Regions from separate parts of the Homo sapiens genome. Here region 1 is linked to region 2. A link is a contact called in ENCODE POLR2A ChIA-PET data. All regions are on one chromosome and are shown on one strand. The core of a region is the stretch at or near the end of the contact, and the rest is flanking DNA. Distances in the headings are between cores, read along the strand shown.

Region 1 (2,700 bases), core at 73-2,572, about 23 Mb after region 2:
ATTTGTTTTAGGAACCCTGCCCCCTATTTTTCTATTCAGTTTCCCAATGCCCATCCCATGGTGTTGCCCACCCAGGCCTGCCCTCCTGGGAAATGCTCTGACTTTAAGATTACCTATTCCTTTGCCTCCTCCTTTATCCTTCAGCAAACCAACATCCTTTGTACTCGGTCAGTGAAGTCTGATCTTAGCTTAAATCAGGCCAGTCTGTGATACTGTGATGTCAAACTGATTAAAATAATTTACACTAAGGTATTAACGATGGATAGATACCAAGTGTTTAAGAACTAAACCAACTGATGATCTGAACAAATGAATTTTCAAAGGGGTTACTACATTTAGTCATTGAACAGACGGCTTAGCTTTTTCTTTTATTAGAGGCAGGGCCTCGCCCTGCTGATTGGCCAGGCTGGGGTGCTGTGGCACGGTCATGGCTCACTCCAGCCTCGAACTCTTGAGCTCCAGAGATCCTCCTGCCTCAGCCTCCGGAGTAGCTGGGACTACAGGCGTGTGCCACTGCACAGGGTTAGCTTGCGTTTCCAACCATTCTAAAAGCCAATAAGCCATTTACATTTTAATCTAATTATCCCGAGTGCTTAGTCTGTAACTGAAGGGCAATTCTAAGGCAAGAAATGAGATGTGAGGTCACTATATGGCTATGTTTGGCAACCCCAAAGGTTTAGATATGAAGGTGAAAGTGGGTGAAGTACTAAGAGGGCAGTCCTCATTCGCACAAGATGTTTTTATTTCAAGCCTCCTGAGAATTTGGAATTTTCAGTAGTTCCTTTTAACATTCCACTTATTTCCTGTATTGATTTAAAGCTTTAAAAATTTTTATTTTAAAGTAAATAGTGTTACCGAAGCTTGAGCTGTGATTCCCAAGTGTGTTTTTTAGGATAAGAAGGGGCCTCGCGGAAGTTGCGGTGAGCCGAGATCGCACCATTGCACTCCAGCCTGGGCAACGAGAGCGAAACTCAGTCTCAAAAAAAAAAAAAAAAAAAATGGGGCCTCGAACTTTGGCGTACGTGAGACAAGTTAAACCAACGCCATCTCCACCCTGTTTTGCGGGGTGTTTTCTCTCCTTTCGCAGCTGTTCCACTCCCAGGGCTTGACTGAAGGTACACGGGGGGTAACTGCCTACTCCAGAAGGCCACCAACAGCATTATTTCCCTCGCAGTCTCCAGAAACACTTGTTCTCACTGTGACCTTTCGCTCAACAGGCAGGCAGTGCGGCGTCTGCAGAGCCGGAACCGGCACTGCGCGCTGGACGCAAGCAACAAGCACGACAGGCGCGCCACCACGGGCAGAGTCTCAAGCAACAGCAGTGGGCGGCACACGAATCCTCTCCTTTCTTTAACCCTTCTTCACACGGAGTCCCACCCTCGCCGGAAGCCGAGCGGTTTCTACATCATGCCACTTCCGGTGCGGCCTGCCGGCCCCTGGCGGGAGCGAGCACGCCAGTGCGCGGTAACTTTGTTCCCGCCTCTCTTGCCCCGGCCACCTCTCATCTTCGGCTTTCTCTGAGCGTGAATTGCGGGCGCGCTCCCGGTCGTACGTCAGGGCTGAGGGGAAAAGCCGAAAGAGCGAGGCGAGAAGGAGGGGTTGTGGAGGTTAGGGCCCAACCAGCAAGTCCCGTTGCTCTCCCTCCTCCTGACGAGGAGCGGAGAGGGAAGGGGAGGAGCGAGCCGGGGCAGGCCGCGCACACCAGGAGCCTCCTCGTGGAGGGGGGGAGCGGAGGAAAGGGGTAGCTCCGCCACCTCTGCTGGCGGCGGCGGCGGCGGCGAAAGAAGAAGAAAGTCAGGGCCCGTACCTACCGCCACAGACTCAGAAACGCCCCTGCCCCCATCTCCCCGGAAATAGCCCCCCGCCCAGCCCCGCACAGTCGCTGCCCCAACCGAGAGCCGCAGCCCGGTCGCCCCCGCCTCGCCCCGCCCCGCTGCCCAGCCCCGCGGGCCGCAGAGTGCGCGAGGCCCTAGGCCGGGAGTTGTTGTCAGGCCCAGGCCACTTCCGAGGCGCCTGCGGTGTGTCGCCGCCACCACAGGAGGACGACGTCGACGCCGAGGAGGAGGCGGTGGAGGCGTGTTGTTGTCTCGCCCACTCCCCTCCCCTGAACTTGCACCCAACGTCAGGGCGCGATGGAGTGAAGCGGCGACGAAGGTGGTACTTCCGCGTTGCGCTGCCCGAGCCGAGAGCGCGGCCAAGGCCGCTCCCCCACCCCCGGGGGCACTTGGAGGACTCGGGACTCCCCCGCAGGTCAGCGCCCGGCGCATCTGGTGTTTTCGCTGCCGAGGATAGGACGACGAGCGCAATCGGGAGCTCCGCCGCCCGGATTCCTGCTTCCCTGGGGCCCGGAGGCTGCTGCGTACCCCACTGTGACCTGGAACCCAGGGACCCGAGTCCCGACCCGGATTATCGTGGCGCTTTTCCCGGCCGGCTCTGGTGCTCGGTGTCCCTCCGCCGCCGCTCCCGTTTCCGGCGGGGGAGATGGCCAGGATCTGACCCGGGAGGAGGCCGCACCCGCGCCGCGCTCTGCGGCTGGCTCTAGGCGATGCCGAGCAGCTCGGACACGGCGCTGGGGGGAGGCGGGGGCCTGAGCTGGGCGGAGAAGAAGTTGGAGGAACGCCGCAAGCGGAGGCGATTCCTGTCCCCTCAGCAGCCGCCGCTGCTGTTGCCGCTCCTGCAGCCGCAGCTCCTGCAACCGCC
Region 2 (2,700 bases), core at 11-2,510:
AGAATACCCTCTTTGTTACATCTCCTTCATTTTTCTGATCCAAAATTTAGTAGCCTACTATATCTCACCCACTGTCCTTCTTTCCTCCAGCTATGGTAGAGAACTGCTCCTCCAACTTTATGTACATTTGAATCACCTGGGAGTTCCTGTGAACTTCGGGTTCTGATTTAATAAGGACACCCAAAGAGTCTGCATTTCCTGTAACTCTCAAAAGAAGCTGTGGAGTACTCTGAATAGCAAAGCACTGTAAGTGCTGTTTCTGTTAGTATCTAATCTATTAGTCCTAATCTCCCATTTATGCTTTGGCACTCATTCCCTCCTGCTTTCGGTATCTTAATATCTATCATTCCTTCACTCTTCCCTCAGGTTCCCTACATAGTTTATCTCTACCCCCTCTAAGCCGCTCAGTATCGCCCATTAAAGAACTAAACCAAAACTAGAAAACCCTCATTTAACCCTTCACTCCCCCTACATACAATCTGATGTGTCTCTCATCCACAGCTAAACTTGGAAGAAAAATTGCCTGCTTGAGGATGCCATTTTGTTATCTTCAGCTCAATCCTGTACCCACTTCAATGTTATTTGCAGGCCCATTACCCCAACACTGCATTCACGAAAGTCATCAGTGACTACACATTGAGAAAACAAGAATGACATTTTCAGTTCTCAACTAATTTGAATTTCTCAACAGTATTCAATATTGTTAATTACTCCCAATATTTTTCCACATGGTCCTCCATGACACAATACATAATAGTCCCCTTATTATCTATATTCCTGTCTATTGTAAAGACTTCCCCCGCACACCAAAAAAGGTCAAGGAAACTCCTAGCCTTCAAGTCTCAACTCAAATCTGGCCTTCTGAAGCCTTCCCAACTAGGAAAATATACAGTCCCATTGGTTGTCTACCAGTTGTCTACCAGTTAATTGTAATTCTTAGCCACAAGTTAGCTGACCCACCGTCTCTCAAACAGGTGAAGTTAAGCTCAATATTTGGCATATCTTGATATACTTTGTACAGTCTAGCTACAATAAGTTTGCCTATGCACGAAGATGGCTACCGGCGGGGGGGGGCGTCCTTACGTCCTACGTCATCACGTGCCGGGATGAGGGTGGGGCCCTCAAGGAAGACGGAATGGAATCCAGATGGGCGGGGGCAAGCAGGACGGGGCGGGGCTACGCGGGATCTGGGCGGGGCGGGGCCGGTGAGGGGTCGGGGGTGCTCCTGCTATTCAGCCGGTGCGCGCGGCGGCGGGAGGCAGTGGCTGGGGAGTCCCGTCGACGCTCTGTTCCGAGAGCGTGCCCCGGACCGCCAGCTCAGAACAGGGGCAGCCGTGTAGCCGAACGGAAGCTGGGAGCAGCCGGGACTGGTGGCCCGCGCCCGAGCTCCGCAGGCGGGAAGCACCCTGGATTTAGGAAGTCCCGGGAGCAGCGCGGCGGCACCTCCCTCACCCAAGGGGCCGCGGCGACGGTCACGGGGCGCGGCGCCACCGTGAGCGACCCAGGCCAGGATTCTAAATAGACGGCCCAGGCTCCTCCTCCGCCCGGGCCGCCTCACCTGCGGGCATTGCCGCGCCGCCTCCGCCGGTGTAGACGGCACCTGCGCCGCCTTGCTCGCGGGTCTCCGCCCCTCGCCCACCCTCACTGCGCCAGGCCCAGGCAGCTCACCTGTACTGGCGCGGGCTGCGGAAGCCTGCGTGAGCCGAGGCGTTGAGGCGCGGCGCCCACGCCACTGTCCCGAGAGGACGCAGGTGGAGCGGGCGCGGCTTCGCGGAACCCGGCGCCGGCCGCCGCAGTGGTCCCAGCCTACACCGGGTTCCGGGGACCCGGCCGCCAGTGCCCGGGGAGTAGCCGCCGCCGTCGGCTGGGCACCATGAACAGCAGCAGCGCCAACATCACCTACGCCAGTCGCAAGCGGCGGAAGCCGGTGCAGAAAACGTGAGTGTCCCGAGCGCGTCCTCATCGCGGGGGCTGGGCGCTCAGGCACGCGGGTGCGGGAGGCAGCCCCACCCCGCCCCCAAATCCCTGCGATCCTGGGATTAGGTCCATTCCCGGCACTGCCCGTGGAATCGAGGTTTGGAGGCCGGCTGGGAGACAGAGGACTTGGATTCTCCCGTTTTCAATGATTGCATTTTAAAAATTGTCCTCCCACCCATCCTCTTCCCCCGCACCAGTGCATACACACCCTCTCACATTTGCAACTTTGTTCTTTCTGATTTGGTCCTGATTTGTTGACAGCTCTGATCTGCCTTGGGCTAATGGATTAGTTAGTATAAACCTGTCTTGAAATCTCCTTCCACTTTTCATATCCGCATGGGTTAGGTTAGAGGACGGTCTTAATTCTCATTCTTCGTAGAGTTTGGTAAGGCGAGATGTTTTAAAGAGCTAAACACATGCTGACTTTTACGAAGGGGCTGAGTGCCTCTAAAGGTACTTTTTGGTCCCCACCAACTGGCTTTGTGTTGCGCTCATATTTACTTATTTGGCAGCAATTTTGTAGCGCTCATCGTGACCATATCGGTAAAGTGGATAGAAGTGGTAGCAGGTGGGAGTGGATGCAACGGACAGGATACGGTGGAGGATTTGTATTCTTCAGACATCTTTTTCGGAAGCTTGCTTATCACTTTTGGGGTGGCTTTAGGGTCTGTAAAATAAAAGATTTAGAACTGCATTTGAGAGAGGTTTTCATTCTTAACATCT

Evidence for each region. ChIA-PET counts read pairs that join two places held with the same protein, here RNA polymerase II (POLR2A).
Region 1: POLR2A ChIA-PET joins it to region 2 with 10 read pairs in activated B cell. The contact joins the promoter of CDK13-DT here to the promoter of AHR in region 2. POLR2A ChIA-PET finds 5 or more read pairs at or near these places in 2 of 52 experiments (CD8-positive, alpha-beta memory T cell and activated B cell).

The regions. Positions count from the first base shown.
Region 1 is chr7:39,948,097-39,950,796 of GRCh38, forward strand. CDK13-DT (CDK13 divergent transcript) reads right to left here and starts at 1,323. Exons shown (of 1, transcript NR_158201.1): 1 at 1-1,323. It overlaps CDK13 (cyclin dependent kinase 13), which reads left to right and starts at 2,160. Exons shown (of 14, transcript NM_003718.5): 1 at 2,160-2,700. The coding sequence starts at 2,546. RefSeq lists enhancers at 398-587, 609-1,528, 718-767, 1,028-1,157, 1,228-1,477 and 2 more and a silencer at 1,718-1,947.
Region 2 is chr7:17,297,392-17,300,091 of GRCh38, forward strand. AHR (aryl hydrocarbon receptor) reads left to right here and starts at 1,261. Exons shown (of 11, transcript NM_001621.5): 1 at 1,261-1,938. The coding sequence starts at 1,874. It overlaps LOC101927609 (a long non-coding RNA gene), which reads right to left and starts at 1,929. Exons shown (of 12, transcript XR_007060234.1): 1 at 1,669-1,929. RefSeq lists silencers at 1,536-1,685, 1,736-1,845, 1,886-1,935.